Linked DNA regions of Mus musculus: regions 2, 3, 4, 5, 6 and 7 are each linked to region 1. The links are chromatin loops, found by intact Hi-C in ENCODE. Cell type or tissue: gastrocnemius. All regions are shown on one strand. Links, peaks and the distances in the headings refer to the core of each region. The heading gives the core; the rest is flanking DNA.

Region 1 (4,497 bases), core at 381-4,380:
CATTTCTCCAGCCCCGTTCACACAGCTGGCATTTATCTTTATTGCTGCTCTGTTTATTGATTTAGGGCCATCTCTGCAATTCGTCAAGCCTCGATCCCATTTTAATCTGGGCCTCCGAAGTGGCAAAGATCCCTTCCAGCTTCAGCGCTTGCAGAAATGTGATTAGCTGAGGCTCCCTTCCATCCTTCAAGCCATTAATGGAAATAGTAAATGGTCCCGGTTTGGCACGAAGGTCTTCCGGGTCTCTGGGGATGTATGAGTCCCTCACGCGTCACCAGCTCTGCCTGGACAGTGGCTCCCCACCGTCATGCACATTTCAGTGGTGGATTGTTGCTTCCCTATTACGAATCTATGCAGAAATCCTAGTTATTAATTAGTTCACTCATTCAATATAAACACTCAAGGGGAAATATAACCTGAGGTCGTGTCATTTTCCCTCTCATAAATGGTTTGATGACCTCAGGGAGAGGGAGTCTATGGGAAGGACATGTGCAGAAAAGCATGCTTCCGCCAGGGGTGGTGACTCACACCTGTAATCCCAGCACTGGGGAGACTGAGGCAGGGGGACAGCTGAGAGTTCCAAGTTGGTCTCAGGTATCTCCTACCTCCTAAGTGGTTTTCATAGACAGGAGCTTGGCTTTTGCGAAGCACACATGACAGACAAAGCTCACTTCCCAGGTTTTCCTCATGAAGGCCAGAAAGCAACTGTGCCACTCACTTTAATCTCTCTTTCTTATTAATTTATTTATTCACTTTGCATCCTGATCAACCCCCTTCCTCCACTCCCCCCAGTCTCACCCTTACAAATCCCTCTCCCCCATTACTCCCTCATCTTCTCCTTAGAGAAAGTAAAGCCCCCTGGGGTACCACCCCACCCTGAGACATCCAGTCCTAGATGGACTACACACCCCTTTTCCTGAGGACCAACCAGGCAGTCCAAGTAGAGGAAGGGGATCCAATGGCAGCCACAGGGTCAGACAGCTCAGTTGTTAGGGGACCCACATGAAAACCAAGCTGCACATCTGCTACAAGTGTATAGGGAATCTAGGTCCAGCCCACTGGTTAGTGGTTCGGTCTCTGTGAACCCCCACAGGCCCAGGTTAGTTGTGGTGTCTTTGACCACTCCGGCTGGCTTAATCCTATCCCCTACTCTTCCACAGGACTCCCCACAGGCCACCTGATGCTTGTGTCTGCTTCCATCTGCTCCTAGGTAAAGCCTCTCAGGAGACATATGTCTCCCCTTTTCAATAAGGTAGTATGAAATACAGAGAAAGTATATGTGAAGCACCCTAAGGGGCAGGGCAGAGGGAGGGAGGATGGCAGTGTTCCCACTCCGGCAGGCTGTACGAGCAGGGAGCTTCCCCGGGGCTGATTCTCTTGGAAGCCCAGCCCTAGAGAAGACACGCTGGACTGGTGTTTCCCATAATACTCCTGGGAGAGGGGAACATTGGACAGGCAGGCAGAGAAGCAAGCTCTGGAGCACGGTGCCCAGCTTCCCTGTGGCCTCATTCATACACCTGCCACACAGTGCCAGGAGACCTGGCGTTAAGGAGCCACCTTTCTCAAAGGAGCCCGATCCTCATGGAGATTGCCGCTGCTCTGAAAATATAGCGGGCGTGGCCATCCTCTCAGCTGACACACCCTTTGACCCCTTTGAATGCTTGGAGCTGGCAGATGCCTAGAGCTGAGGACACTTACATGTATGTTCAAACAAGTATAAGAAGCTGCACCCCCCGCCCCCTTCAGACAGAGCAGAGATGAACCAGAAGGCCCCCCGCCCCCATCTCCAGCAAAGGCGGGACAAGCCAGCTGCCTGGAGGAGGGGCATAAGAGTCAGTTCCCCACGGACGACTTCGTTGACAGCTGAAGGGTGAGGTGGAGCGACAAGGAGACACTCGCTCACCCTTCACCCCTCATGAGTGCTGGGGCAGCGCTGCTGGCTGGTCATTTCCCAAAAGCTTGCCAAAACAAGCGACATAAATCAAATTTTCATTTCATTCCTTCAGGCTCGACCCTTCCGTCAGGCACTCAACAGCTGCCTCCTGAGCAGATGTACAGCTCATTAGTCTATCGTGCCGCTAGAGCCAAGTCCAGGACCCCAACCCCCATTCCGGGGCGGGGGTTGGGGGGGGGGCGGTAGGGAAGGACGCTAGCAGCCTTTGTTCTTCCACTGTCGAGCACTTCGCATATCAGCCACCAGGGGGCGAAAGCTGCACATACATCGTTGGTTCCCAGAGCCAGCTCAACCCTACAACCCTCTCGCCTGGCGTTTGGAAGGCGATCAGGGAGGGATGGTGAGACCTTCCTCTACCTCCAGAGCTTTTCAAGCCTTTAACGTGTAGGAATATCTTGTTTGGTGCGAGGATGCTTGGTTTAGGCAGACAGAACTGGATTCAGATGCCTGGTCTGATGCTCTCAGCCTTTGGGCCTTCATGATGAAATGTGATGGTATCGCTTGCTGTGGGACCCCACCCGGTGATCCTGAGGCTAACGTGAGGCAGATGAAGTGAGGAGCAGCTAAGCATCGTGACAAGGAAGTTCTCTAGGGACATAGAGTGCATGCAATTTCTCATGTCTTTATTTTCTCTTACTATGTCTCATTAACCACACATTTAAGCCTCTTATTTAATATAGATGAACAGAATCATATTCAGAATATCTCTGTGTTCTCTGTCTCTCTCAGACACACGCACGCACACACACACACACACACACACACACACACACACACACACACACACACACACGTCTCTGTCTCTCCAGGGCTGGAGATAGAAACCAGGGCCTTGCACATGCTCAGTAATTACTCTACCATTGAGCTATGTTCTCAGAGTCGTCTTTCTTCTCTAAAACAAACCAAGCCAAGAAGCGCCATGTGTTTATCTGTAAATCAACATGTCTATAAATCGATTCCACCAGTTGTCCCCATCCTTAAGTGTGGAGTCCAAGAAGCAGCAATAGGTTGGAGAGTGAAGCTGTTTCTGTTGTGCCTGTGGCTCACCCGTTCTCTCCCTTGTGGACCTGTGGTCCTCTCCCTACTCTACCCAGGATCCTCCCCTCCCCCTGCTTCCTTTGCTGCTGCGACTCAAGGTGGAGTCGCCTCCGCTACCCCCACAATTCTGACATTAGCAACCTGCCCCAGGTGACTTTCTAAAGGGAGGTGGGTTCCTGCCACATTCTCCTTGGAGGCATCACAGTTGCGTTTTGCCTGTTGACAAAGCTTGACAGCAGGCATCCAGGCCCTTAGAGCTGCATGTACTGGCTTCAAAGCCTGTGCCTGGCTCTTGGTTATGTGCTGTACACTCACAAGGCTGTAATCGCCTTCATAGCTATCTTGAGACATGGGGTCACATTATCAGCTTCAATTTGTAGTTAGAACTGGGCACTGAGAAGTGACCCTCTTGGTAATCTAGGGAGGAATAGAAGGGACAGCAATCTGAGACTTCCCCAAGTCACAGGACAATGTAATGCTATGCCTAGTGTCACCTTGCTTAGACGTACTGAGCCTCCTCCCAAGCAGCAGAATTCATGGTTCCTTCCCCCATGTTTTCCAGGAGCCCTGGTTATGTGCAAGACATTTTACCAGGTGTCACTCTGCCTCTGCTACTAGGATGGAATGGATTCAAGCACAGAACCAGAAAGGAACACTCAGAAAATTCTGACTACATCAAATCCTCTTTTATCTAGTAGTTTTACTGAACCATGCCTCCCATCCCACGCCCTAAACCTACCATTAGCCTCTATGCAGCTGGACTGCTGTGATTTCAATTTTGAATGCACCCCAAAGGCCTGTGTGTTAAAAGCTTGGTTCCTGGTGTGGTGCTGTTGGGAGATGGGGGAACCTTTAGGAGGGCAGGGCCGAACGAGAGATCTGCAGGTCACCAAGCTCTGCAACTTGTCCCTTTGCTTCCTGCCCATGAGGAGGTGGTTTTGTAGCATCGTGTGTTCCCGCTGTGATGCGCTGCTGCTTGTCACAGGCCTAAGGGATGAGCTAGAACCTCCACACCGGAGCTAAAATAAAGTTGGTTATCTGGGCTTGTCTGCCACAGCGCTAGAGAGTTGACAACCTCATGGGCTCTGCACATGCCGCAACCTGTTCAAGCTAAATCTCCTAGGGCAGAGCTCTTTGTGGATAGATCTGAGGTCCATCCTGGGCCCAACTGTGGCCTCCCTCTCTAGACCAAATCTCTCTCTGTGTACTGGCCTGGCTAGTCATTTTGCTCGGTGTACTGGTCTGGCTAGTCACTTTGCTTAAGAGAGCCTCTTACCTTCTGCCTGCCGCCCATCACCTTCTTATCCCAGGCAGGGGGCTGTTCTCAGCTTTGCTCTCACTGTCTGCCCCGTTGCACAGCCACTTTCAGCCCCAGAGGGGGCAAAGGAGCTGTTCTATAGGCAGAGGCAGATACATATTCAAAAGCAAGTGGGACAGTAACAACTTACATGGTGCCGTAATGATCCACACGGAAATATTCCCTCGCCTCTTGGTGAAATTGTCAT
Region 2 (4,497 bases), core at 273-4,272, 760 kb after region 1:
GTAGGCTGAAATCCTAGTATATAAAACAAGAAGGGGTTTAATGTGTACCATCTCCCTCTTAGTTTCATGATCACAGACTTTACAAATAATAACTCATCAAGATGCAAATTTAGGACTCTTTCTTAGAGCAGAGACATAGAAAGCCCGTCTGTCTGTCCTTCTGAGAATCTATCTGTAGAACAACATGCCACCTGAGAATTTACATGTGAGTAAAAGCTAGTTTAAAATACTGATAAATACTTGTCAAACATTCAGCTATCCACTGGGAAAGCTGTCCTGAGCCCTGTGTTTGAACACTATCAACAGTGCGACTATGAAGGCCCTTAGCATGGATGGACAAGGTGACAGAGCAGTGCTTTAGGACAGCGAGGGCACGGATTCAGCAGCAAAAGCAAGCTTGAACGGGAGTCCACTGATCTGCTTTCTCAACTACTTTCCCAAATCCTATGTTCTCACTTCTCTATTTAACCCTGTATAGCTACGCCCCACAGCGTCATACCCAGTCACCCCAGTTTAGATGATGAGAAACCAGACACAGCACTTTACAGCTTTTCTGGAGACCTGGCATTTTAAGAAGTAACTTTAAAGGCGCATAACCTAAATGTGTCTTAGTCAGCTCCAAATTTCTTCAGAGAGGTATCAGGAGCCGCAACTCTAGCTCAAGTCCCCTCTGAGGCGGTCTCCACAGAAGAGTCCCCACTGGCAACACAGGAGTCCTACCTCTCCTGGGGCTGTGTCAGTCGGGTCAGGTCCGTGATGGAATTCTCTGTGTAATTTTCCAGAATGTAGGTCAAATACAAACTGCTTGAGTTTTCCAGGAATTCTAAAACCAAGAGCAAACAATTATTTAGCTCCAACTGCCCAAACAGGCTGACCTCTACTTTACTAACTTGATAGTGCTGTAAAGAAATATTTCATTATAATCCTACCAATCCTACCATGGCTATTACAGGCAACTAGATACACCTTTTGTGTTCTAACTTTTTAGGTTACATTTTATGTTGAGAACCTACATGTACATACTGATACTAGTGGCTGGCTAGTATCTGAGAGCCAGAAAAGGCACTGTATCCCCTGGAACTAGAGTTACAGACAGTAGGAGGAGACAGGTAGGTGCTGGGAACCAGAACTAGTTTCTCTGAAAGAGCAGCAAGGACTCTTAACTGCTGAACTATTTCCTCAGCACCAATGTTCTAATTATTGCACGTGCTTCATTGAAATTTTTCTATAATTACCACTAACAGAGGTAATACTATCAAGATGCTGTATCCCAAATATATTTTATTATCTTTATTGGTAGATACTTAAATAGTGTGTGTGTGTGTGTGTGTGTGTGTGTGTGTATGTGTGTGTGTGTGTGTGTGTGTGTGTGTGTGTCTGTAATGATTCATATGTTTTTACTGGCACACACATACACATAAAACAAAAAACTTAAATCCTAGAAAAAACACACTAAAAATGTTGAGGTTCAAAGGGGAAAATATTAGAGGAAATTACTTAAAAATATTCAGTTTTAGAACTAGCCCCACTGAGTGTCTCACAGCATTTGAATCCAGCAAGAGCCTGTGGATTCTCAAAAGCTCTGGGAGTCCAGTCCTCTCCCGAGGTGGTCCAGACTATGCTGAGCAGCACACTTACAAAGTAGGTTTCTCTAGAATCATTTCCTTGAGTTGTAGCCACTAAAATGGAAACAAATGATACCTACAAGTCTAATCAATTTTTTGCTATCCATAGATTTGCATTCTAAAGTCGTCAACATGATTTAAGAAAAAAAATGAAGTTGATTTGCCAATTTGATAAGTAATAACTGAATTTTAATTTTAATTTCTTGAGAAATTGAATGTTTTCCTTTGCCTACCTTTTACAGAGATTATTATATACTTCAAACAGAAAACCGTTGTTTTTTTAATATATTACAAAAATGAGATGCACTTCTAGGTGAAGAGATGGCTCATCGGTTAAGAGCATTGTCTGAAGCTCTTTCAGAGGTACTGAGTTCAATTCCTAGCAACCACATGGTGGCTCATACTAGGATGTGATGCCCTCTTCTGGCATGCAGGCATATATGCAGATAGAGCACACATATATTTGGAAACAAACAAACGAATGAACAAACAAACAAACAAGAAAAAAAGATTCAAAAATGGACTTCCATACATATTTTAGTTCCTTGGGTACAACAGCCTGGCTTTTACATATTCTTGTTTTTATTCTGTTTTCATAGGCAAGAACAGCTACTCTGTGTAAATATTACCAGTTCCTAGTTTTTCCTTTTTAAATTCTATTCTGAGGTCCTGGAAGTACTGTGTCCCCCACCCCTTTCCAAACACCCACTGAGCTGTACCTACCAACAACTTCATTGTACACCATGTTGGTTCCCCACCAGCTTCAGTGCAATAGAGAAGCAGCGGGTGCCAAATGCACAGTTTACAAATACAAATGACTGTCAGGTAGCAGTATTGACAGAATGCCTTGCCTTGGTTCTCTGGTGCAGAAGTAATTGCACATACATCAGAGATAAACACTGAGAGGAGATCAGTTTACATTTCTTCTGATATCATCCTCTGACACGCCACAGCAAAGTGCTGAAGTAGAAAATTCAAGCCACAGACTCCGAATGTTCGAACTGCCTGAGATAACGGTGCTGGTTTGTTTTACAAGCTGCCAAGACTAGGAGAACTGCTAGTCAAGGAATAGCTAATGAACGAGTAAATCCCAAACACGACAAATTGAGACTACTCGAGACAGGCTTTTTCCCTGACCTGACGTTCCCCGTGTCGTGAGACAGAGGAAAGCAAGGATTTAGAGCTCTAAATTGTCTGAGTAGACAGTGTGGCGATCTGCAAGAAGACTCTTAGAGTAAGTTTATCCGATTTTCATTTTGGGCTGTAATTTTCCTAACGGGAACACTAAGTGTGTCTCTTCCACCTTCCAAACTTGTTTGTTTACAATGTTTTACTTTTAGACAGTGAAACACAAATACAAACAGTAAATTGTGTCCACCCTCTGACAAAGCACAAACTAGGTTTATTTTAAAAAACTGAAACACAATAGATATTTTTCCTTTAAAGCTCAAGTTCTATAACTTTTTGTTTGTTTGTTTTGAGACTCTCAGCATGTAGCTGGACTGGTCTTAAACTTACTAAAGATCTGTTTTCAGCTGCGTGAGATCACTAAGCACAGTGCTCAGCTAAGTTCTCTAAATTTTAACAAATGTGCAGTGTTTTCTTACTACCTCTGCAAACCAGGTGAGATCTCTGCAGTTGGACCTGATCCCTGGCAACCACTCATGTGTTTGCTAATCTTATGCCACACACACACACACACACACACACACACACACACACACACAAACATATGTACCACAGAAGTCTACTCATTTATGTTGAGGACATTTGGATCCTATCAGGATTTTGGTAGTCAGAAACAATGCTATGACAAATACATGCACACAGGTTTTTACATGAACTTTAGTTTCTAGAAATTGGTCGGTACTGCATAAATGTGTAACTTTCACAAAGAAACCATCAATCTGTATTGGCGTGCCATCAGGCCAGAGACCAGCATCTCGCTGTGACTCTACCTTGCATTTCTTGACTATATAATAACCCTGGAAACCTTGCTCATATGCTAAGTTGTCATCTCTGTATCTTGTTTAAGTTTTAACAGTATCATCCATAGAACAAAGGTTTATAACTTGATGAAAACCAATTTGTCATTTTTTTCTAAGTGTTTTTGATGCTCTTAGAACTTTGTCTTCCTCTGACTGTTAAGGATTTCCTTGCTTACTGTTTTCCACTTAGATCTATGATGAATTCTAAGGTAAATTTTCATAAGAAGGAATTCTTTCTTGGGATGAAGATACTCAGTTGGTCCAGCCAACTTGTTAACAGGGAATAATAATAAAAACATTACCAGATAAACAAAATGTGCTTTTTACAAAACTCTATCAGGCTAGGCATGGTGAAGCAAGCCTGTACTCTCAGCTGAGAGGCTGAGACAGAACTACAAACTCTAGCCAGCACTGGACAAGAGGACCCTTCCCTCAAAATTAAAAAGGGGGGTAAAGGTGTGGCTTAGTGATGCAGCGTGTATTAGCGTGCAGGAACCCGAGGTTCAACTAGGAGTCTCACAAGGAAAAGCAGAAGGCAAGAAAAAGGGTGAAGGAGCAGGACAAACCCCACCAATAACCATGTTCTTTCTGACTTAAAATTTTTCTACGGAGGAAAAAAAAAATCACATGACTATCTCATTAGATACTAAAAAGCCTTTGATAAAATACAATAGGCCTTCATGTTAAAGGTATTGGGAAAATCAGGGATACAGGGCACATACCTAAACATAATCTAAGCAATATACAGCAAGTCAATAGTGAACACTAGACCAAATGGAGAGATACAAAGCAATCCCACTAAAATCAGGGACGAGACAGGGCTGCCCACTCTCTATCTATTCAGTATAGTACTTGAAGTTCTAGCCAGAGCAATAAGACAACTA
Region 3 (4,497 bases), core at 191-4,190, 610 kb after region 1:
CTGGAGCTCCTTTGCCAACAATCGGGAAATGTTTCTTATAGAACCAAGTTGGAGAAAGAAAAGCTGCCCAACGCGCATACTGAACACAATGAATGAAATTACTTTATTGGAGTTGTTTTAACCCAGCAAGATACACATAACGCCAAAGACTGCCGGGGGTGGGGGTGGCACCACTCCCTCCCTCCACAGGCACCCCCCACCCACCCCCAAATCCCGGACCCAGCACTCGCTCACAGAAATTCTCTCCCCCCCCCCGGGGTTTGCCTAAGCTCCCTCGGTCTTTCTGAGAATCTCTGTCTTTCCCTTTCTGCCGGTCTCTCCTCCACCTCTCTTGCCCCCGCCCAACCTCCGCCCCCGCTCCCCGATTGGAAACTCCGCGGAGGAGCCCAGGTCACAATGGTGTGTTTCACGGTTTCCTCCACACACTTCACCACGGGGAGAGGAACACGGGGGTGTTCCCTTCGTCTGCCCCGGAGAAAGAAAGGGGCTTTGACAGAGGTAGTTATTTCTTCCTAATTTACAACCCCGAGGCTCTGTGCTCCGGGCCCCAGCGGCCACGAGCCGGAGCGACAGAACGTGTTTCCAGGCGCAGAGGCTTTACCTAGGTAACCGGCCAATGGGGGTGGGGGGCGGCCGATGGGGTGCTGGGCTGGGCTGGACGATGGGCGGTGTGCCGGCCTCTGAGAGGAACCCCTTCCCTGGGGAGGCGCGACCCCCGCCCAACCGAGTTCAGAGGCTGCCCCTTAGAGAAAAACTACTCTTGAAAGGCTCCCAGAGAGAGTGGGCATAGGAAACCCAGTAGAATAGGGGGTGGGGTTGCTGGAGGAACCCCCCCCCCCTTTGAAGATGCGAGAGGAGGAGGATGAGAAGCACATGCTACAGCTGTGGAAAGATCCACTCGTGCCAACGCTTCAGCGAGCGCAAGGTTTCCGTCGGGGTACCTTGGTTGGGGATGGCAAGGGAATCCCCCATTTCCTGGCCATCGAGAATTTCCTAGACCTGGGAAACCCGGGTCTCTTTCTCTCTACAAGCAAACTCTGGGCGCCGGAGTGGCAGGAGATGAAACTTACCCCTTGGCTCCAGCGTTCACCAGAGATCTTTTGGTTAGTTTGGGGGTTGGGTTCCCCTCCAAGGGGGAGGGGGCAGGTTCCTAACCTTTGAGGTGTGCCCACCCCGAACAAAGGGGGGCGCTATAAGCCGAAGTTAGGGGCAGCTGGAGCTCTCCTCCCTGCCAGTCAAGCTGAGCTTCCAACCACAAAGTTTCACTAGGCTGTGCACCGGGACTTTCGCCTGGGAGCCGCTCTGAGCGCCCTCCGGAATGTACCCCCTCTGAGCCACCGGGTGGCCCTGAGCCTTGAAGCCGCCCACCCTCGGGGACACCGCCCGCTGAGTGCAGGGGACCTCCCTCGGTCCGTCGTAGCAGCAGCCAAAGCTGTCTGCGGAGCGCACGGCTCCCAGCACAGGCCTTTCCTCTGTGCCCTTTTGTTTGCTTGACCCCTGGCCCTCGAAACTCTCGACTAATAGAAGGGAAGATCCATTAGCATTTAGAATGAAAAGCGCAGACTTTCTTAATTCCTCCGGGCATTCATGCATTCGTTCCGGACCTTGTGCATTTCCTATGCGGCGTGTAAAATTTGTGTTTGAGGAGTGGAGGCCGTCGGAGTTGAAAAATGGCTATTTTCTTCAGTATACTCCCTGACGCCACCACCACCCCCTTATTCGGACTTCTATTCGTTCCTCAAGTGCCCCCCTTCGGTCTTCCTGACTTCGCAAGCTGGGAACCAACAGTGGGTGTAGAAAAGATCAATTTCTTGGCGACGACCATGGGGGGGATTTTAGCATCAGATCGTGTACCACAAAAGAAAGGGCTGTGAGCTTACTGGGTGCCAGCAACCTTCCCTTAGCTTCCTACGACGGTGTGATGCTTCTTGCCCAGTAGCTCCGTGAGCCCTAAGCACTTTCACTTAACCTTATGACAATTCTTTGTAATTATCTAGTGTTTCTACAGGTCCCCCACCCCCACCCCATTCACCCAGTCCTGGGAAAGAGGACCCAGCTTAATCTTACCGCAATCTCTGTTCCCTTTCTCGGTGCCTGCAGAGCCCACTGCGGGAGAGCGCAGCCCGACAAGCCCGGGCGCTGAGCCTGGACCCTCAGCAGAGCGGGCCAGCACAGCGGCTGCTGCTTCGCCTATCCCGACGTCCCCGCCTCCTACACTCTCAGCCTCCGCTGGAGAGACCCCCAGCCCCACCATTCAGCGCGCAAGATACCCTCCAGGTAGGTCTGAAACCCTTTATCCTCCCGAGCAAGGGAAATGGGTGGAGAAACCAACAACCAGCGGGCAGTCTGGTCAACCTGCCCAGTACCAGCATGTAGGGCTCCTGGCCCTACATTTCACAGCACAGGTGGCTTCTTGGCACGAAGCTCCGCTGTATACCACACCCTATGCTACTACCAAGCAGAGCAGAGAAATTATACGAAGCATTTCTCAAAAGTATGTTTCCTAAGAAGAAAAGCATATATTCCAAGAGATCAGGATATGCTGTTTTTAATGGCTTTGTTTTTGTCCTTTTATACTCAATATATTCATTTAAGGGATCACTTGGGGAGATAGGGAACATTTTTATTGATCTAAAACCCAAACGATTTGTGAGGCAGGAGTTTGGATGATTGAGGCTCAGAGGCAAGGGAAACCCATGTGAGCTACAAACAGAAGTAAGTATAAAGGCCTCAGATTTAGTTTACACAACCTCTTTACAAATTTGGTAAAGGTAGAAGAGGTGGGCCTGGGTAGGCACCAAAGATACACAGATAGAGTCACTCTCCTGCTGGAGACTTCAGAAAGACAAAGAGCAATAGGGAGAGGACAGAATGGCAGGTGATTCCGAGGGATTCTTAGAGATGCAAGGGAGGGAAATGAAAAGGCCAGGCTGTGTGTCCCTTCTTTTAAACAGCTTCCATTTCATCCTAAGAACTAGACACCAAGCTCCTTTTAATCCTTTAACTCCAAGCTAGCTCAGGAGGCCTCACTGGAGAAGGCAGGCATGAACTGGCCACTCCTCAATGCTGCTTCTTCCAACAGGCCCTCAGCACCTTTTTTCACGTCAAGATCTCATCCCATACACGCATGACTCAATCAGCTTTGGAAATGTGGGTAAGAGAAAGATGTCAAGGGAAATGTGAAGCAGCCACTTTTCTGCTAGTCACACCTTCACACCCCACCCTCCAAGAAGAAGTGAAGCACCTGGGTTTGACTCGGAAAAACCAACCACCAGAAACTCCCCATGTTACCACTTTGACTTAGCCATAAAAAAGGAAAATTATTAGAAAAGTCATCCACAAGAGACAGTGACTCTCAGGGCCTTCTCACCTACTTCAACCTCTGTGGTTATGGCAAGCACCCCTAAACCAGTTGCTTTGGGGTCCAGCCTAGGCAAACTGGCAGAGAGACTTCATCTGTTTTGAAATTTCTCTCTTCTCTTCTCCCCACCCCCTTCACGAGAAAATACTTAGATTAATGTGCCTGTTAGACAAGCGGTTAGCTGTTGTTATAAAATGGTTCTAATCTTACTATGTCAGAATATCCTATTAGTCAGAATTGGGAAGTTTATATACATCTATGCATCCGCACACACAGTATATAGGAGAGAGCAGGTTTGGTGGGTGTGCTGTTACAGATGATCTTTTTCTTTGCAGATGGCATCGACTCCCCCAGTCCATTTCCTGGGCCTACGTGCCCACCTCGCCACTTAAGCTGGCTGAAGTCATCAGTAGGGGTCCAGTTTGTGCAGGCTGCTAATCCTGTTTGGAGGAGTGGGTGGGGAACAGCGGCCACAACTTGTGTGGGCAGCCTTAGCTGGCACTCATCAAATGTTAGCATGTCACTGCCTCCCTTGTACTACACAGGACATCTTTTTTTTTTTTTTTCACTAACTCACAGGTTCACCAATCAACATGTGTAAGTCTTGGGGGCACCAATGGCCTCCTCTCCAAATTAATTAACAAGACATTTCCTTCCTTTCCCTATGGCTAGGGAGACCACTCCAATGGTTTTTGGGTTGTTGTTGTTGCTGCTGCTTGGGACTTAAACTAATTTTTTAAATGACCTGGGCTTATGAGGAAAAGCATCTATATCCAGATTTGATGAACAGAGCAAGGGAGGGAAGATGGATGTAGCCATCCCCAGGGAGTCCATTTTTATCGCCCCTGGGGCCCCTTTGACAGTCAGGAACTCAGCTGTCTTCCCAGCCAGGAAGAAAGTAAGCTAGGAGCATTCAGTCTTTGCCAGCAGGTGGGAGAGGATACCACTTTCTTGTTTCCTGATTCAAGAGCAGTGGAACCAGCTGCAGATGGAGTGTCAACTGGCTTCTGAGCCCTTTTCTCTGTCCCTGCAGATATGCCCTGCGTGCAAGCCCAGTATAGCCCTTCACCTCCGGGGTCCACTTACGCCACGCAGACTTATGGCTCGGAATACACCACAGAAATCATGAACCCCGA
Region 4 (4,497 bases), core at 245-4,244, 140 kb after region 1:
GGCATGGACCAAAAGCCACAGGGAAATGAATAGCAAGAGCAAGGATCGATTTGGTGAAAGTGGCTTTGAGACAAGAAGCCTGAGCCCCAACTTCCAGCCTCTCCTGTTTGTCCTCAACGGATCTCCAACAAGCAGCTAATTTCTTGAAAAGTGAGGAAGGAAGAAAAAAGAGCCCACACAAGACTTAGGGATATTCTTGCAAAGGAAGGAGGCATATGACTTATAAGGGGCACATGTATGAGACATCTTGATTATGTTTGCAGCATCCAGGATACTTCCCACGGGTGCGTCTGGTGGTGCCAAACGAGAGCATTATTTCTGCTGTGAAAAAAATAGACTTGGTCATGGACTTGAGTTAGCCAAGTAAATATTTTCTTGGCAGTGTACAACATCAGTGCAAAATGCCTATTATGCATAGTCTATAATTATAGCATTCAATTAACATTCTCAAGGGATTATCATTTTGGGCATGGTGGCTGGGACTTGGGAGTTTTGAGTTCTGCCTGAGATTTTTTTGCCTAAAAAAACTACAAGCTGATGTTTGAGTTAAGAGGTTCAGTACAGACACTCTAGGGGAAAGGATACCAGAAAAGTGGAGATTGTATCAGGTTTGCATCACAACCTGTTACAATGTGTCCCCAAATAACTCAGTGAGGCTGAGCTCTATGCAATGCATAGTTTTCTGTCTAAAAAAGCCTTCTCAGTGTTAGTTTACTTGGTTCATTTCTGGGTCACATGGAGTTTTGACAGAGTTTATCTCCCCCAGATTTAGATGATATTATAGAAGGGGGAAAATACCAATATATGTAAAGAACACTTAAACCTAAACACAGGAAGACAGTGCGTAATTGAATACCTATGATGAGTACTTGGTAATTGTCAAGTTTACAACCCCCTGTGTAAATAGGGATACATCACTTTTGTGTCTTTGTGGCCTAATACCTGACATAAAAAGATGTATGGGCAGGAAAGATTTATATTGACTCCTGGTTTCATAGGTGAGGAGGCCATAGCAGAGCAAAGCATTTCCCGTCTTGGTGGCCAGGAAGCAGAGCAAGGAGACTATAGAAGTGGCCAAGACCTGTTTGTTGATCTTTTACTTCCAAGGAGGCCTGCCTCCCAAACCTAAGACCTTCCAGAACCTTCCCAAATAGTGCCACCAGCTGGGACCTAACAGGCTTTGGTGGAACATGTCATAATAGGCGGCACTATTCCCATTTTACAGATGAGATAACTGACTCAGAGACGTTATGTAATTGGTATGAGGTGGAGGAGTCAGGATTCAAATCCAGTAATTGAAGAGTGAGCCAGAATATCCAAAAGAAGTCAGAATATCCTTCAGTCAGAAATGCCTCTTAAAATAACCTATCTGCTTCAATACTTTGATGATGCCCAAGACAAAAATATGAATATATGCATTTTATTCCACTCCCATGCAAAAATCTCATTGAAATAGCCAGAGAGCTATAATAAGAGGGGCAAAAATAATGTGCTAGAAACGGGGCAGGGTGTGCTTCACTCACTATGCATGGTGGCGACTTTCTGGAAGTTGGAAAGGAGATGGCTGGACTGTAAGGGATGATGGGACTGACCAGGAACACTCGGCCACACAGTGCTAGCACCTGCTCACTTCTGCATGGTCTAGCAATGGGGAATGGGTGACCAAGATGACAGATGTGCATCACAGTGAGAAAGTTGTCATGAGTGCCTTTGTGTCAGGCCTTGGCATGGTCACTGGTGTTTAATGCAGCCTGGGACTGGCAACCAGTAGATGGCAGAGTCAGGCCTGGAATCTCTTTGCCTGGGAGGCTGGTTGACCCAACTGGTGTTCAGCACTCTAGGATGAATTGGCAAGCAACTTTGTGCTCTGGGAATCCAGTACTTTGTGGGATATAAGTTAACATCATTGGCAGATAGTAGGGAAGTCCCCGAGGGCATGGAAAAGACAGAAGAGAGAGGGACTGTGTGTGAGCGAGGAGTGGTCACCTCAGGAAAGGCTGGCCCTTAAGGCTGACATATAGCTATTCATTTTGGGTGTAGTGATCGAGGAGTGGTCACCTTAGGAAAGGCTGACCTTTAAGGCTGACAAATAGCTATTCATCTTGGGTGTAGGGACAGAAGCACAAGGGGAAGAAGGGAAGGCATGGGACAGTATGAATACTATCCCACGTGCAAAAAATGGACTGGACTGGCAAGACATGCCCACATCCCTGGAGATCACCCAAGAGGAAAGATATGTAGGTATCTGGGGTACCACAGAGGATGGGGAAGTGTCCCCCGCCCCTTGAGCTTTACAGAGTGTTCTGGGTGTTTGGCAAGAACCACCACAGAGGTAGTTATAGGAAGATGTTGGGACTGTTAAATATTATGGCAAAAGAAAACCCCCATCAAGAGATAGCATGGTGTGGATTTGAACTTGGATCTATGATGCTGGGTCCCGTGATTTCGCATCCCTGGGTCTCAACAAGTAGGATTGAAAATCTGAGAAGCAATGGTCCACATTAGTCCCAACTTGTCCTCCTGGGCACACTTCCTCAGCAGCACTCTCTGGCGATGACACGGTCTAGTCATGGTGTGGTAGCTGGGTGTCTCAGAAGCCTGGCACAGGAAACCCATATCAACAACCATAAATGGTAACACTGGGCTTTTATTACTTTAATTCTGCTCCAGACAGATTCTTCTTCCACTCTCCAGTGATAGCCTCTTCTTGAAAAAGAAAACAACCAATCTACATTTTATTTTATGTACCTATACTATTGCCCCTGGCCACGATTTCTCGGACCATCTCATGTCACGATTTAGCGTCTCTTCTGTCTGAACTCGGTCTCCTTGCCATGTTCCCAATTGACTTATCCTTCAACACTTAGCTCAGCTGTCATCCCCACCCTGCATACATCTGTCATGTAGCACCGTCCTCTCAGGTTGCAACCCGTGGGACATCTGCGTCTCTTCCTAGTCAGGGAGCCTCCGGAGGCTGTGTCTTATTTCTCTTTCTTCACCACGGAAGGGATGACAAACCTGAGTGGATGTTTGCTGGAGATTGTGTTGATGCAGAACACATGAAATATTTGGAGGAAAATGAGTTTTTGCATTGCTGGCATTGAGCCACATGTCCATTCTTGGCACTGAGTCACTCACTCTGCACATAAAAGCAAAATGAAGGTCTTGAGATTAGATAAATTTTCATGATTTCCTCATTTTACCCTCCATGCCCACCCTGGACTCATCTACGCTGTCTTTGTCTTGGCCTGTGGTACATGAGCAAGAGTCAGTTTCTGGGCCCAGTATGCATGTGACATACTTCTATGACAATTATTAAGAAAGAGAAGCCATCCAGGCTTTATCTATGCAAAATGTGTGTGTGTGTTTCCTTGATTGTTCCCCAACTTTTATGTTTTAAAGCAGTCTCTCAATGAACCTGAAACTCATTGATTTGCCTAGATTGCTGGCAAATGAGCTTCAGAAATCTGTCTGTTCCCCCACCCCCATCCCTGCCACTGCTGGGGTAACATATATGTGCATGTAACCCCATCTAGCTTTTTATATAGGCCATGGGCATCCAAACTTAGGTTCTCATGCCTTTATGGCAAACCCTCTATGATGAGCCATATCTCCAGCCAAGTGGTATGGGTTTCATTATCACAATTTGCATGTTTTTGGGCAACATGCTCCCTCTCCTTTGGACTCAACTTCTGGCTACACAGAAAGCAAAGGTGGGCAAACAATCTAAGTTTCCTTCTGGGAAGCTTGAGTCTTCTCATGCAGTTTGAAGCAGGCCCTGAAATCCATCAGCAGGAGGACTTTGATTGGGAAGATACCCCACGGCCCACAAATTGGACCTTCTCTTTCCCCAGCTGTGTGATTGGCACCTCATCAATAAGGTCCTAACATCTGGCTCAGAGAATCAGAACACTGTCTCTAAACTGGCTGTGAGCACCTTACGGCCCATCTTGTTGAAAGCCGTCTGACTGTCTAAATGAAGGTCGACGAGCTGGACAGACAGTGGCTTTGGAGGGGTGGGGCAGAGCTCTGAGCACAGGGAGGCAAGTCTGTTTATTTGTTTCCTAATTCTAATTAGAGGAAGGAAAAGAGTGTCAGGAGTCTTTAGCGATTCACATCTTAATAGCTTGGTTATAATTTATTAATTCCTTTTCATCAAATTTTCAGCATCCTTTTCCCCAGGAGTCTGAACTGACTCAAATGTATTTATTGTTTCGAGGTGGGGTGTCATTAAATATTTGGCATCTCCTAAAGCCGTTGGGAAGCTGGATCGTATACCATGTGCCTGCACACAATTTCTGAAGGGAAAAAGCATAGACTGGTAGGACATTAGGAAGAGCGGGTGATATAAATGTATGTTTTTAAAATCCATATGACCTCATCCTTTTCCTGTCCTGGCAATGTAAGAGCCCCCATGTCATTTGTGCCTACAAGTTCCTGTCACTAGCCCATCCGTGGTTTTACTTAGAGTGAAGCCATCAGCTCCTGTGTTCAATG
Region 5 (4,497 bases), core at 269-4,268, 690 kb after region 1:
CAATCTGTGAGCATGGAAGATCTTTCCATCTTTTGATATCTTCAATTTCTTTCTTCAGTGACTTGAAGTTTTTGTCATACATGTATTTCACTTGCTTGGTTAGAGTTACTCCAAGATATTTACATTATTGAGACCGTTGTGAAAGGTTTTGTTTCACTGATTTTTCTTCGGTCCATCTGTCATTTATATATTGAAAGGCTCTACTGAATTTTGTGACTTGATTTTGTATCCTGTTACTTTGCTAAGAATGTTTATCAGTTATAGGAATTTCCTGGTGGAATTTTCAGGGTCACTTATGCAGACTACCATATCATCTGCAAAGATATTTAGACCTCTTCCATTCCAACTTGTATCCCCTTGCTCTTCTTCATTTGCCTTATTGCACTAGCTAAGACTTTATTGAGTAGGTGTGGAGATAGTGGAAAATCTGGACTTGTTCCTGATTTTAGTAGAAATGCTTTGAGTTTCTGTCCATTTAAGTTGATCCTGGCTATGGGCTTGCTGTAAACTCCCTTCATTTTATTGAGGTATGTCTCTTGCATCCCCGATCTCTCCAGGACTTTTACCATGAAGGGGTGATGAATTTTGTCAATGGCCTTTTCTGCATCTAATGAGGTAATCCTGCGTTTTTTGTCTTTGAGATTGTTGATACTTGACACTCCTTTTAAGCCTCTCCTCCCCAAACCCAACCTTTCTGGGGCTACTCCACTCTTTTTATAGCTCCTCTACCTTCTCATAGATACAATCACACATTTTTCTCAGTGTTCACTTTCCTGCTACATTTCTAACCTTGTGATTATCATTTAGAAGAGCCATCTCTTTAACCACCTTGAAGTTGTTTGAATTCATATCTACAGGCTCTCCATGAAAGCAATCATGTTACCAGGTAATAATTTCTTTTTTGTTTTTGTTTTTTCCAAGATGTATTCTCCTTACTGTTTTGTTTTCTTTGGATCTACTGGGTTAAGTTAAGATATCAAGAAAACTTTGTCTCGTGGCAGCAGATCTTATTATCCTAATAACTTTATGGCTTAAGGCAAGAGCACAGAGAATGGTCACACCCCTTATGTCTAAATATTGAAAGATTCAATTAAGTATTGTAGATTGTAAGTGAGGCTAGCCAAACTGTTAGATTAAATATCATTATCTCTCTACATGACACACCTAAGTTACAGCAAACATCATACAACCACCTGGAAGGCCAAAGTCAATTCCAGAGTGCCACAGCTCCCTGTTGTACTTTTTCAAAACTTAACACTAGTTATCTTTACTTCAAAAGGTCTTGTTTAATGGATTCGGTGTGTGTGTGTGTGTGTGTGTGTGTGAGAGAGAGAGAGAGAGAGAGAGAGAGAGAGAGAGAACACACATCATCTCTCAGTGAGCCTGGAGGTTACCAATTCAACAAGACCAGCTGGGCAGCAAGCTCATGGATCCTTTTGTCTATTTAGATAGTATTAGGATCATAAACATATACCACAGAGCTTGGTTTTGTATGTGGGTGCTGGGTGTCCAAACTCAGGTCTTCATTGTGAAGCAGGCACTTTACCAATTAAATGATTCCCTATTGCTTGTTTAACTGACTTTGGCATTTTACCATCCATCCTATGGCATTACCTAATACCTTTATTTTTCTCCTTGGGATGAAAATTTGATAGATATGCCTCAATCTATGAACTAAGGGTACCATAAACACTAACATCCAGTATACCCCAAAGAAAATTCAAATAGCTTAATTAATAATGAGCTTTATTTTAAAAATTGCCTTTCAAGACTTTCTTAAGCCCCTAATCTGTGGGCTAAAATTCCCCCTCTACTTCCTTTCTACCTGCAGATCCTAAGAACTGAGTTTCCTTACAGCTAACAGGAAATGTTCTTAAGACTGTTGAAAACTTCATCATCAGAAGATCCATTTCAAGCAAAGACCTGAATAGTCATATATATATTTTAGTTGGCTAGGTCTTGAGGTCAGAACATTCAGAGAGGAGAATCAATGACCTGCACACACTTCAAAGCTTGTTCTAGCAGCAGCTGGTCCAACTGGAACTACTTGAGAAGAAATTAGGAAAACCAGCTGTGAGTACAGCGCTGTCACAAACGGGCTGAACTGGAGTGAGTCACTTCCTATCTGTGCTGAGCCTCAAAGTGACCAGGTATCATTTTAATAAGGACAGACGCCCAAAGCACTGCAGCAGGCTCTGGACAAAAAAGTTTATGCCTTCTTTCATTTGTGCCTGTGGCTATTCAGATACTCCTAGCCAGTCACTCAGGGGCTCTGGGAGGCGGGGCGGGGCGGGGCGGGGAAGGATGGCACTGGGTTCCGAGCTTCAGTTTTTACACACCTAAAGAGCTAGGGGCACAAGGCCGTCCTCGCCAACAAAATTCAAGGAACACAATGTGCAGGAAAACTGTAACATGTAGAAGGTTATCCAAGTGTAAATTGTCTTAGATACAGTACACAAGACGACCCATAAAACACTTGGAATTGTTCATCCAGTGGTTGGCACACTATATTACCTCCACGCCCACTGGCCGGGTAGGGGGCGGGGCCACATATCCCGCCCCTGGAGACGCCCCGCCCCTCTCGCGTCTGCGCAGTGTGTATCGACGGCCTCGAGCGCCTAGGCGGGAGGTAAGGGGCTGCCGGGCTGCCGCCACGGGGTCGCTGGGCTGCGATGTGTCACCGCGGGCCGGGCTGTGGACGCAAGGGAGAGGCGCCGGTCACCAAGCCCGGCCTCGGGTCAGTGTGAGCGCCGGGGCCGCGACCAGAAGTGGCCAAGCCTCTCTGTTTTCAGTTTTGGAGTAGCTGTCCCTGCGGGAGCGGGGAGGCCGAGGCCCCACTGCGCTATGCCCTCCCGGGTCGCTGTGAAGAGCTGCTTCGGGCCCTGGGTCGCCGGGCCAGCCGCGCCGCTGGGGTCGTTGGTGTGGCCTGGGTGCGTCCTGGTGACTCCGTGAGGGACGACGCGACACCGGTGCCCAAGCAGGACGCGGAGAGGCCGCAGCTGCGGGGACCGAGCCAGCACTTACTCTCCTTGTACCACCCACATGCCCAAGGGGACGCATTTCCTTGGGAGATAGTGTTATCAGCAGTTTGGGACCTTTTTCCTGGAAAGGGGCTCTTTCGCTTTTAAATAACTCTTGAGTAATTTACTTCACCTTTGGGTACTTTTTCTTCTTGTGGAACCCTAGTATCATGGTACCCATATCATCTTAGTTGCAAGTACCAAGAGATTAAGTTTATAAAAAGCACTTGACACCTCTCACTGCAAATGTGTGTGCTTGGAAAATGACTGCAGGCCTGTCTTCTACACGTTCTTTCATCCATGAAACAGCAATTATTATACATGCACAAACACCAGACAAAAAAATTTGGAGTCATTTGCAATTATTGAAAAGTTGCAGAAGTTGCTGGAGGCCTTGGTGGCCCATGCCTTTAATCCCAGCATTAGGAGGCAGAGGCAGGAGGATCTCTTGACTTCAAGGCTAGCTTAGTCTACAGACTGAATTCCAGGACAGCCCTACACAGAGAAACCCTGTCTTAGAAAAACAAAAAAGAGAGAAAGAAAACTCGTACACATAGTACAGAACACTACAGCGCCCTTGTGTTAGTATTTTACATACCATCCTTAATACAGTCACAGAGAGCAAGAGATTACTATCTGGTTAACTGGGTCTCTTGGGATTCCATTCTTTTTATTAGAGTCCCTTCTGTATTCTACAATGGTATCTAGTAAGCAGCCTTACTCTTGATGGGCCTGGCGACATTACCTTTTCCAATCTGTAGCAGTATCATGACTTTGTGTGCTTTGAAGAGTCAGGAATGTTGGTAATGCCTTTCAAGTAGGAGTTTGTCTATAGTTAGTTGGGACTAGATTGTGTTGCATTTCTGTTAAGAATACCACAAGGTATAAGTACCCTTTTCAGTTTATGCCTCCATGGACCTTCCAGATGGGACCTACTGCTTGTGTGTTGACACAATCAGATGACTTAGTTAAATTTGGTATCTGGGAGATTCTCTATAGCAATTAGTAGTCCAGTTATTCCCCAAGTACTATTTATTACTTTGATACTGTAACAGCCCTCAATTTCCCTCCTTTATTGACTTCTGCTCTAAGGAGGCACTTTCCATCTGGTTTCTTTATCTGTATTCACTATTTTGTGTCAACATAAACTCCTATGATTGCTGGGTACTGATGACCCACGCCTTTAATCCCAGCACTCAGAAGGCAGAGGCAGGTGGTTCTCTGAGTTCAAGGCCAGCCTGGTCTACAGAGTGAGTTCCAGGACAGCCAAGGCTACACAGAGAAAGCCTGTCTTGGAAAAATAAAAAAAAAAAACAAAATCTCATATGATTATTTTGCTGTTATTATGTACTTAATATATCAAATTGTTCTCACTTTGGCCATTAGAAGGTTTTGTGTTGTCCTTATTATTTTCTGTACCTCTGTGACTTCTGCACCAGTTCTGGAATCAACCGCGTCTCTAAGGACTCCTGGTCTC
Region 6 (4,497 bases), core at 320-4,319, 610 kb after region 1:
ATCAAAATAAAATAAATGAAAGTTATCTTACAAACCTATAATAATTACTGTATAGATAGTTTCTAACAGACTGCTGTTGAAAAAGCAGAAATTACTTTCTTAACATTACAAGCAAGAACATACATGAAAGTCCTTTTTTTTTTTCTAGAGAAAGGACCAAACCTGGGATGTCTTCATTATGCCACCGATTAAGGCACTTATTCTATTTGGTATCTGAAAACAGGAGATATAGTTGTATCCAGTACTGAATTTCACTTAAGAATATTGTAATCAAAAAAGTAATATAGATTTCTAAAAATAAAATTAAATCATTGCATAGGCCTCACAGAATATTGTTTTCTATTTGTAGTAAGTCTGGCCTTTAAAGTGCAGAAAAGAATAGCTATGAACATATACTTTAAAAAGTCTGTCTGGCTCATGGAAAGAGCTGCCTTCATTAGGGACCTTGGATGGAGCAGAGGAGGGTGCCCAGACCTGGCTCTGCTTTCATGACTTTTCTTCTGAGTTTCAGAAACTTGTCAGTTATCAATAACCACTGCAAACTCTCCCACAGTGAATCCAGCTCTCCACCCTAGGCAGCCCCAGCTAGGAACAGTAGACTAGCTCACCCTGACTGAGCATTAAGGAACTAGGGCAGGTGACCTGAGTGACCCTCAGGACTGGAAGGATATAAAATAAAGCACAAGAAGAAAGTAATGTAAAAATAGCCAGGATCGGTCCCCAAACGCACACCCACTCAAAGATCAAATCTGCTCCTGGAGATTCCCAGCTAGCTAAGGGTGAAATTTATTTTTTAAGGTAAACTAGGATAAGTGTTTCCCCCCCAATACTACTACCCAGAAATAAAAAGCACCGTTTATATAGAGTCCTAAGTGCTAAGAGCCGGAGAAGATCCTCCTTCAATCCAGGAGTGTCCATGATACCGGGGGTTTTGTTACCACCACACACATAAGTGGCATTATCATAGATCCGGTAAATTACTTCTGTCTCAACTCAGGACACCGGAACCCTCCAATTCACATGAACAAAGTTAGTGACTTTATAATAAACCGAGTGAGCAAGGACCTTTCACATATTAAATTAGAAAATGGAACGCATTCTATAATTCCATGGAAAGATGTCATGTCTCCTAAAAATTGTACCTAATTTTAGGGTTCCTGAATTGAGTGATTCCAGTTCTGCATGAGATTTTAAAGTGAAGGAGAATGGGTGGGGTGCAGAACACAGATGAAATTTTTACAGCATGGAAATAAAATTATTTTTAAACCTTCTTAAGGGTGAAGAGTTAGGCAAGAAGTAATACGTGGAAAACTGTCAAGTGCTTCTCTACACACCCACCCACCAGATACCATCGCAGCCGGCTGGGGGAGTCTCCCTCTTCTTGCCTGACAGCTTCACTTTCTTTGAGGTCTGGAACTGGTGATCACACTGGTCCGTCATGGTATTTTCAGTTAACAAAGCAGTTACTCAATAGGGGGAAAAAGGCACAAAGGATCGGGGCAGCTGCTGCTGCACCCATGATGCAAGTGCAGGCTGAGCCCCGGGCCGCCACCGCCGCCTCGACTCCTCCGTGACGTCCGGGATGGGTATCCCCGGCTCTCAGGAAGTGGTGGCCGCAGGCAGCTCCGCCCCCTCGCGAGTCGGGGCTGGTCGGGCAGGCTCGGTGGCGGGACCTGGCCCAGAGGCTTGCAATGCCCGGGCGAGCAGATGGGGAGGATCGCGCTCGGCCTTCGGGGCGCGCGCACCCCAGGCAGCGCGCCTCGCTCGCGCCCGCGCCTCCCTTCCAGCCCCCTACCCTCGGCCCCACGTTGCCGGGCATCAGACAGGGTCGAACCGAGTACAAGATGGCGACTCGGCAGTCCGCTCTCCGGGCAGAGTCGGGGCGCCCCTTAGCGCGGCGCGCGCGTGCGCGCGCCCGACGTCCCACTAAAAATAGCTGGGACCCGTCTATATTTGGTTCGCCGGATCCCGGCGCGGACGCGCGCGTCCCACCCCGCCCCGCCCCACGCCGCGCCGCGCTGAATGGAGACGGGAGGGGGTGACCGAGGGGAATCTACTCCGCTATCTGCCGCGCGCGCCGCCGCCTGGGCCCGGCCAACCGCCCAATTTAGAAACATCGCCTGCGTCAATCACGCGCCTCGCGTGCGTCAGCGCCGCGCGGCTCCAGGTCCTGCTCCCCCAACCCCCAGCCTTTGAATGGATTCAATGTAGGAGCGCCCTCCTTCCTTCTGGGCTAGGATGGGAACGCACCCGCAGCCAGGGGGCTCGGTTCCTCTGGACTGGGACAACTTTCGGAGCGTCCGCTCACGGTCTTAAGCACACCAGCCGGCTAAAGTGAAAGTGGAGGCGTAGACAGAGAGACACACTATGCATGTGTTGTTTTGTTTTTCGAGTTTCTGGTCCTAGTTCGAACCTTCTTAGATTCTGAAGCATGTGCTATGACTAGGGGATCCTATTCCCCCAACTTTGCCACCCACACGCTCAATTGTTGGGGCAGATCAAAAGAAAATGCCACTTGAGATTCTAGCAGACCACTGGAGACCGCGTCTGTCTGTGTTGTTTCATTCTAACGTCTTCGTAAAAAAAAATTTTTTTTTCTGAAAGAGGTTACTTTCAGTTAGCAGCAACCTTTGGAACTAAGAGTTCTTAACTCAAACATGTTTTGTTTTGTTTTGTTTTGTTTTTGTTATTTGTTTTGTTTTGTTCTCAGCAAGAAAGTGACACCCTAAATTTTTTTCCAGGAAAAAATCGCTGTCCCTTATACAGTCGCCCAGACTTTCTACATACTTGGAAGACAAATGTACCTCCCCCCCCCCGCCCCCCGCCCCAGGAGACCATAGTTAAGATCCCCTAGAGACAACCTAATGAATCCTGTTGACTGATTTTGAATATTTCATTTGAGAGGTGGAAGGGGAGGCATCTACAACCCTCAAATGCGAGTTGAGTTCCATGTCTGACCCGGTGCTGGGGAGTAGAGGAACAGTCAGACTCACTCAGCTGTTCAACACGTGTGGTGTGTTTGTTTTATATATAGTTTCTCGTGCAGCGCGCGCGTGGCTGGATGTGCACTTCTTTGGATTATAAAGCGTCCAGTCAAGAACCTCACACCATAAGTAAAAAGAAATAAAATCTTGTCCCTGGAACTGTCTGCATCCTAGGGTGAAACACTAACAGCATGACAGGAGGAAGAGGCAAATTAGCCTAGGCGCAGAGGGCCAGAGGGACGTAAACAGCCTTAGAACCATTGCATGAGGGAAGCACAGCTGCACCTCTGGGAGTCTTCGGCCTGGTGCCAGACTCCTTCAGCTGCGACTGCCAGGTCACTCGGAGAAGCTGGCTGGCGTAGCCTTCCCTTTCGGAAGAGCTGTCCTCTCTCTTACCCCCTGGACCTGGCTAGATGCCTCGGGGCAGCCTCGGAGGCGAGCCAGCAGCACTCCTCCAACTCTGCTCCACCCGGAGCCTGACAGCTGGGCGGTCCCGCCTGACCCGCGGGCGGGCTGCGGCACCCTCTGGTAGACCGGCGCCCTGGCAAGCGGCTCCCGTGCAGAGGGGTTGGCCGCGCGAATCTGAGAAGCCTCAGGGCTGGGGTCCGCAGCTCCCCGTGGTTTCCATTGTGCGGCCGTGAGAATGGCCGGAGGACGCGCGCACGCGCGCGCGCACACACACACACACACACACACACACACACACACACACCCTCGCACACGCGGAACCGGCTGGGCCAGGGGAGGGAGGAGGAGGGTGACGTAGCGTCCCATGTCGTCACATTGACGTCTCGCATTCCAGGCACTCTATGGAGAGGCTGCTAGGGCTCCTGTGGCATAAATGACGTGCCGAGAGAGCGAGCGAACGCGCAGCCGGGAGAGCCGAGTCTCCTGCCTCCCGCCCCCCACCCCTCCAGCGCCTGCTCCTCCTCCGCTCCCCATACACAGACACGCTCACACCCGCTCCTTCACTTGCACACACAGACAGACACACGCGCGCTCACACGCTCCGCACACACACTCCACTCTCTCCCGCGCGCTCACACCCCTCTCACCCGGCTCCCTCGCCAGTGTCGCGCCGCGCCGCGCCGCAGCCGGACGCCCCTCCAGGGCTCACTTTGCAACGCTGACAGAGCCCGCAGTGTCCGTGGAGGTGGGAAACGTGGCGACATCCTACCCCCTGGTCGCAGCCGGAGACTGGATGCCTGCGGAACCTCTCGGCGGCGCTCTCCCATGAGTTGGGATCGCAGCATCCCCCGCCAGCCGCTCACCGCCTCTGGGAGCCGCTGGGTTTGTGCACCGCAGCCCTTCCGGGACAGCAGCTGTGACTCTCCCCCAATCCAGATTTCGGGGTCGCTCTCTAGAAACTCGCTCTAAAGACGGAACCGCCACAGCACCCAAGTACGTACGATATGCCCAGTTAATGTGGGGACTTGCTTAAAAGTTGGCGCGCTGGGAAGTGTCGCTCCTGAAATTGACAACTTTTAATATGGGGTGGCCCCCTCCCGCCGCC
Region 7 (4,497 bases), core at 190-4,189, 64 kb after region 1:
ACAATGAGGCCCCCTCTACCCCAACACAGTCCACATTTTCAGATCTCTACATTTCTTTTCTTCTCAGGAAGGGGGTAGTAAGAATCATACTATGTTGACATTTTTCAAACTCTAGCTTACAGTCTACTAGGGATCCATGAAATCAATTTGGGGGATTATTTTAAAGAGGCGCCCAAATAACTAAAGCAGGAGACTCTGACAGTAAGTCTGGGCTGAAGCGTGGGAGTGGAGATACATGTAGAAATGGAGGTGGCTACATTTAACTTCCCTTTCCTGCACCCATTCATCCATTCCTCCATCCCTCCATTCCTTCCGGGCGTGGTGGCCCACATCTGTAAGCCCAGCACTTGGAAAGTAGAGGATGCCCCCCTCAAGGTTAGAGGGCTATCCCGGGCTACATGAGGCTCTGGCTTAAAAGTACACCAAAAAACATAAGCAGAAAGAAAGAATGAAACTCAAACAAAAAGAGTCTCAGGACAGCTTAGGTTCTACAGTGAGACCTTGTCTCAAAATAAAACAAACACCCTAAAGCCAAAAGTCCAAACCAAATAAAACTCAATCAATCAGGTTGAGAGCAGTCCTCCTCCTAGACGCTTAACATAATCTGATAATGGAGGTAGACTTCATACTTAGCTATTTCTCCTGAGTGCTTCTGCCCTCTGTTTTGGGCCTGGATTTTATGTTTTTCACAAAGCCCTGTTGGAACATCCCTTCTTCCTGCAGTTCTCTTGGGCCACATGACTCCACGCACCGGTGCTGTGATGTGAGATCGTTTCAGCCTTGGATTACAGGGTTTTGTCTATGGTTCTTAAATGATCCTACTGTGTTCTCCCCCTGCTGGCTTCATGGGGTCACCTTTGGGGTTGTCCCTCTAGTTTGAGTGCTTCCTACAAGCAGGTCCCACCCGTGCCTTTCAAAGTGATGTTTTTTCTTTAAACTTTATCTATTATGAGTACATGTATATGTCTGTGTGCTGTGTACGCGTGCAGGTGTGTATGCACGCGACATGATGCACATATGGAAGTCAGATGAAACGGACAACCTTGTGCAGTCCTTCTCTGCTCCTTTCTGTGTGCTGTGTGGACAGACTCAGGTCAGCAGTCTTGTGCTGGGTGTCTTCATTGGCTGAATCATCTCCCTGGCCCTAGTGATCCTTTGATGTGCTTTGTTAGGGACTGGTGTGCCCTGTAGTTCTGGGAGGTCTGTGGTAGCACTTTGGATCTTCTAGGAATGAAAACGAAGCCGGCATAGCACTGCCTTTGGTTCCTCTGGCCCCATCCCCTGCGTTCAGGCTGGTGCGAGCATCCCAGCTGCTCTCTCAAGTTTCCAGGTAAAATCTAATGAATTACGCTGAAAAACAAGGCTGTGTGATTTGGATCCTGACTTCTTTGAGTGCTGATCATGACCTTGGGATTTATAAACACAGACAGCTGTCGTCCCAGATGACCTAGCAAATTGTGTTTCCCTCAAAAGCAGAGCCCAATTAGAAGCCTAAAGCACAGGGCGGTGCAGAGGACTAGATGACTTCCTGCCCAATGCAAGGTAGGAGGAGGCGGCTCACCAGGAAGCCTTTCACAGTAGCATACACAGTATGGGCGCCCAGCACACAGCAACCATCCCCACCTCCAATGGGACAAGTGCACTGGCATGAGATTTCATTCTCCTCCTCAGAAAGCCACACAACTGAAAGTGTATGAGTCATTTCTTGAATTTTCCATGTGACCTCTGTACAGGTAACTGAGAAAGAAAAACAACAACAACAACAAAAAAAAAACCAAAATTCTTCAGACAATGGGGCTACTGTAACGGTAGTTTGAGACACATGCCAATAATATTATAATATTAAAATGTCAATATTTAAAAAGTATCATCTTTAAAATCTGATTATTGGGTATTAAGTATCGACTCGGCGTTGGGCTGAGCATTTATCATTATTATTACTCCTGTTTATAGATAGATAATCTGACATGCAGAAAGGTCAGGTGCTTCGCAAGGGTCTTCTAGAAACGTGTGGAGATGGTCTGGACTGACATTAGGTCTTCTGAGGGCACAGCCTCGGGAGTGGGCTGGCCTTGCGCTTCCCTGGTTCACTGAGAATCGGGAGACATGGACTCTAGTGTGGACACTCCCAATTTGGGATTTGAATCTTCACAAGTCCCCTCCTTAAACACAAAGCTAAGCAAGACTCAGAGTCCAGCATTCCACCCCCTTAATGTACTAGAATTTTCCCTACCTCCCGATCTCTGAGACATATATTCATCCTCTGCCACTGTCAGCCAGTCTGGCCTAGGATCTTTACCCATCTTTAAGAGATGGGTGGAGTAGCTCCCCCTGTGGAACCCTCTGGGAAGGGCAACTTCAACTCCCTCCCTCCCCCCCCCCCCCCTTTCACAGATCTCTGTTGTACAGCCTTCCACAGTCTTCTGATGGACTGTGAACTTCCCAAGGGCAGACACTGGTTTCTTTACCACAGCGATGTCAGCATTTGGTAGGTGTGGGCCTGGTGTGGTCTTCTGTCCAGAAGGACTCCAGAACTGCCCTGGTGGTTATGATGCAATTTCACACTACTTCTGATAGGTGGCGCTGTGGCACATAGCAAAAAAGCCAACCTGTCTTCTACAAAATCCAGGTCCTGTGGTCTGTGGGCAGACCGCACCCATTTCATGGCGTTGGAAGATCCTTAGCCAGAAACCCTGGAGAAGTGTTTCCCTGTTCTACCCACCTTATGTGTTTTGAACAGTAGCTTCAGGCTTTTTCTTCTCATTTCTTCAGATTTAGGAAGCTGGGGCTCCTGCTTTCTTCCCTCTGTGGCAGACCATTCTCGTGTCCATAGCTGGGTTGTTGTAGGCTTAACTGTAAAACATGTGATCTGCTGGCTTTTGTCAAATGTCATTCTCACTCATGGAGAAAAGAAAAAGTACAGTTTAGGATCTCATGGCTACCTTTCCGACTCACAGGGTTCCTAGCATTTCTAATCCGCTTTGTGTCTGTTCTCATCGGCCGTGCGTTTGCTCTCTCATGGTTTCTTTCTGCTTTTCTGTAAGCACAATAGCTGGTGTTCTTGTCCTTCTGCAAAGGGGGTGGGGTGTGGCATTGGACTGCACAGTTTTGAAACTTGCTTTAGTCATTTACTGTTTGTGTGTCCTTGCACAAGGTTTTAACCTATTGGAGACTCCATCTTCATCTATAAAGTGGGGACTTGGATAGTAGCTATCTAAAGGCAAGGGTGTATCAAATAAGTCCTCAATAATGCATTTTAGAGAGGACTGAGGCTTAAGTACTGCAAAGAGTGTACAGTAGAATTTACAATTAGAGTCAACCAATTCTTTCTTTCTATCTTTCTATCTATCTTTCTATCTATCTTTCTATCTATCTATCTATCTATCTATCTATCTATCTATCTATCTATCCTACCTGAGACAGGGTCTCATTATGTAGCCATAGCTGGTCTTGAACTCACAATCATTTTGCTTTGTCCTCTTGAGTGCAGCATTACAGATGTGCACAACCACGCCTGGCTTGTGCACATTGAACCGTAACGAACTTCTTATCTTAGGTTGTGAATGTAAAAGATCAGAAGCATTGTGGAAGGGAATTTGATAGTGGGAAAGAAAGAGCCAGGACAAAGCCGATTGCTAATTTCTTGTTTATTTGGAGTGCCAAGCTGGACACAAGACTGAAGAGATTCCTGATAGCAGTGTCCATTCTATAAAAAATCGTTAACGAGGCCAGAGACGGCTCAGTCAGTAACGTGCTTGTTGTGTAAGTATGAGAATCTGAATTCAATTTCCCAGAATCCATGTAAAAAAGCTGGGTGGGCGCGGCAGCGTATGCTTGTGATCCCAGTGCTGGTAAGGCAGAGGCAGGAAGAGCCAGTTAGCCAGGGGAGCCAAATCAGCGAGCTGCAGAGACTGTCACAAAAACCAAAATGGAGCGTGATTAAGGAAGACCTTCAGTATTGAATTCTTGTATACACACAGACACAGACACAGACACACATGTACACAGTCTATGGAAATACTAAAATGGTTGAACGATGACCTGACCACATGATAGAATTTAGCTATTAAATGGATTTCTATGAATTATTAATAATGTGGGAAAGCATTATTTAAAAAAAAACATTTATTTTTGTGTTGTGGTGTGTGTGTGTGTGTGTGTGTGTGTGTGTGTGTACAGGCCAGAGGTCAATCTCAAGTGTCATTCCTCAAAAGTGTCTACCTTTATTTTTTTTGAGACAGTGCCTGCCATGGGACCTGTGGCTACCTATTCAGTTAGACTTAGTGGCCAGCAAGCCCTGGGGTGGCAGTGGTGGCAGTGGCAGTGACAGCGGTGGTGGTGTGGGATTGGGGTTCCTCCTGTTTCTGCCTCCCCACACTGATATTACAGGTGCTTGCCACCACACACATCTATTTTCAAGGCTTCTGGGGACAAAGGCAGGTTCTTATTATTGTGGGGCAAGCATTTTTATCCACGGAGCCATTGCCCCACCTCTAA

What was found. A loop is a pair of places that touch in the nucleus more often than their neighbours do. Peaks named below come from ENCODE experiments on the same cell type or tissue, not always from the same donor. Only the 100,000 strongest peaks of a DNase experiment are listed, where the experiment ranks them.
Region 2: it touches region 1 in a loop (2.7-fold over the local background); 5 of 42 quality-filtered maps call a loop at or near these places.
Region 3: a loop joins it to region 1, with 2.4 times the contacts of the local background. A loop is called at or near these places in 9 of 42 quality-filtered maps.
Region 4: it touches region 1 in a loop (4-fold over the local background); 8 of 42 quality-filtered maps call a loop at or near these places.
Region 5: it touches region 1 in a loop (2.3-fold over the local background); 2 of 42 quality-filtered maps call a loop at or near these places.
Region 6: a loop joins it to region 1, with 2.7 times the contacts of the local background. A loop is called at or near these places in 14 of 42 quality-filtered maps.
Region 7: a loop joins it to region 1, with 4 times the contacts of the local background. A loop is called at or near these places in 11 of 42 quality-filtered maps.

What each region holds. Positions count from the first base shown.
Region 1 is chr4:47,435,988-47,440,484 of GRCm38, forward strand. No RefSeq gene overlaps it. Among named protein-coding and RNA genes, the nearest start is that of Alg2, 36 kb to the right of the region's middle. In gastrocnemius, for the core only: a CTCF peak has its summit at 2,201 (motif pointing right); DNase peaks (open chromatin) are centred at 1,800 and 2,195; H3K4me3 peaks cover 1,182 bases; H3K27ac peaks cover 1,107 bases.
Region 2 is chr4:48,196,083-48,200,579 of GRCm38, forward strand. Erp44 (endoplasmic reticulum protein 44) reads right to left here. Exons shown (of 12, transcript NM_029572.3): 11 at 721-823. Among named protein-coding and RNA genes, the nearest start is that of Mir1958, 15 kb to the right of the region's middle. In gastrocnemius, for the core only: a CTCF peak has its summit at 2,058 (motif pointing left); no DNase peak of the experiment used is centred there.
Region 3 is chr4:48,046,852-48,051,348 of GRCm38, forward strand. It overlaps Nr4a3 (nuclear receptor subfamily 4, group A, member 3), which reads left to right. Exons shown (of 8, transcript NM_015743.3): 2 at 2,101-2,277; 3 at 4,395-4,497. The coding sequence starts at 4,397. Among named protein-coding and RNA genes, the nearest start is that of Nr4a3, 3.8 kb to the left of the region's middle. In gastrocnemius, for the core only: a CTCF peak has its summit at 1,191; DNase peaks (open chromatin) are centred at 379, 598, 1,267, 2,218 and 1 more place; H3K4me3 peaks cover 1,782 bases; H3K27ac peaks cover 183 bases.
Region 4 is chr4:47,575,916-47,580,412 of GRCm38, forward strand. No RefSeq gene overlaps it. Among named protein-coding and RNA genes, the nearest start is that of Gm32487, 25 kb to the right of the region's middle. In gastrocnemius, for the core only: a CTCF peak has its summit at 1,760 (motif pointing right); a DNase peak (open chromatin) is centred at 1,802; H3K27ac peaks cover 341 bases.
Region 5 is chr4:48,122,330-48,126,826 of GRCm38, forward strand. It overlaps Stx17 (syntaxin 17), which reads left to right and starts at 2,590. Exons shown (of 8, transcript NM_026343.2): 1 at 2,590-2,629. In gastrocnemius, for the core only: no CTCF peak of the experiment used is centred there; DNase peaks (open chromatin) are centred at 2,589 and 2,892; H3K4me3 peaks cover 1,592 bases; H3K27ac peaks cover 1,222 bases.
Region 6 is chr4:48,041,332-48,045,828 of GRCm38, forward strand. It overlaps Nr4a3 (nuclear receptor subfamily 4, group A, member 3), which reads left to right and starts at 3,974. Exons shown (of 8, transcript NM_015743.3): 1 at 3,974-4,385. In gastrocnemius, for the core only: CTCF peaks have their summits at 1,651, 2,242 and 3,506; DNase peaks (open chromatin) are centred at 1,745, 2,068, 2,841, 3,038 and 2 more places; H3K4me3 peaks cover 4,000 bases; H3K27ac peaks cover 4,000 bases.
Region 7 is chr4:47,500,283-47,504,779 of GRCm38, forward strand. No RefSeq gene overlaps it. Among named protein-coding and RNA genes, the nearest start is that of Gm42283, 7.7 kb to the left of the region's middle. In gastrocnemius, for the core only: a CTCF peak has its summit at 2,571; a DNase peak (open chromatin) is centred at 2,576.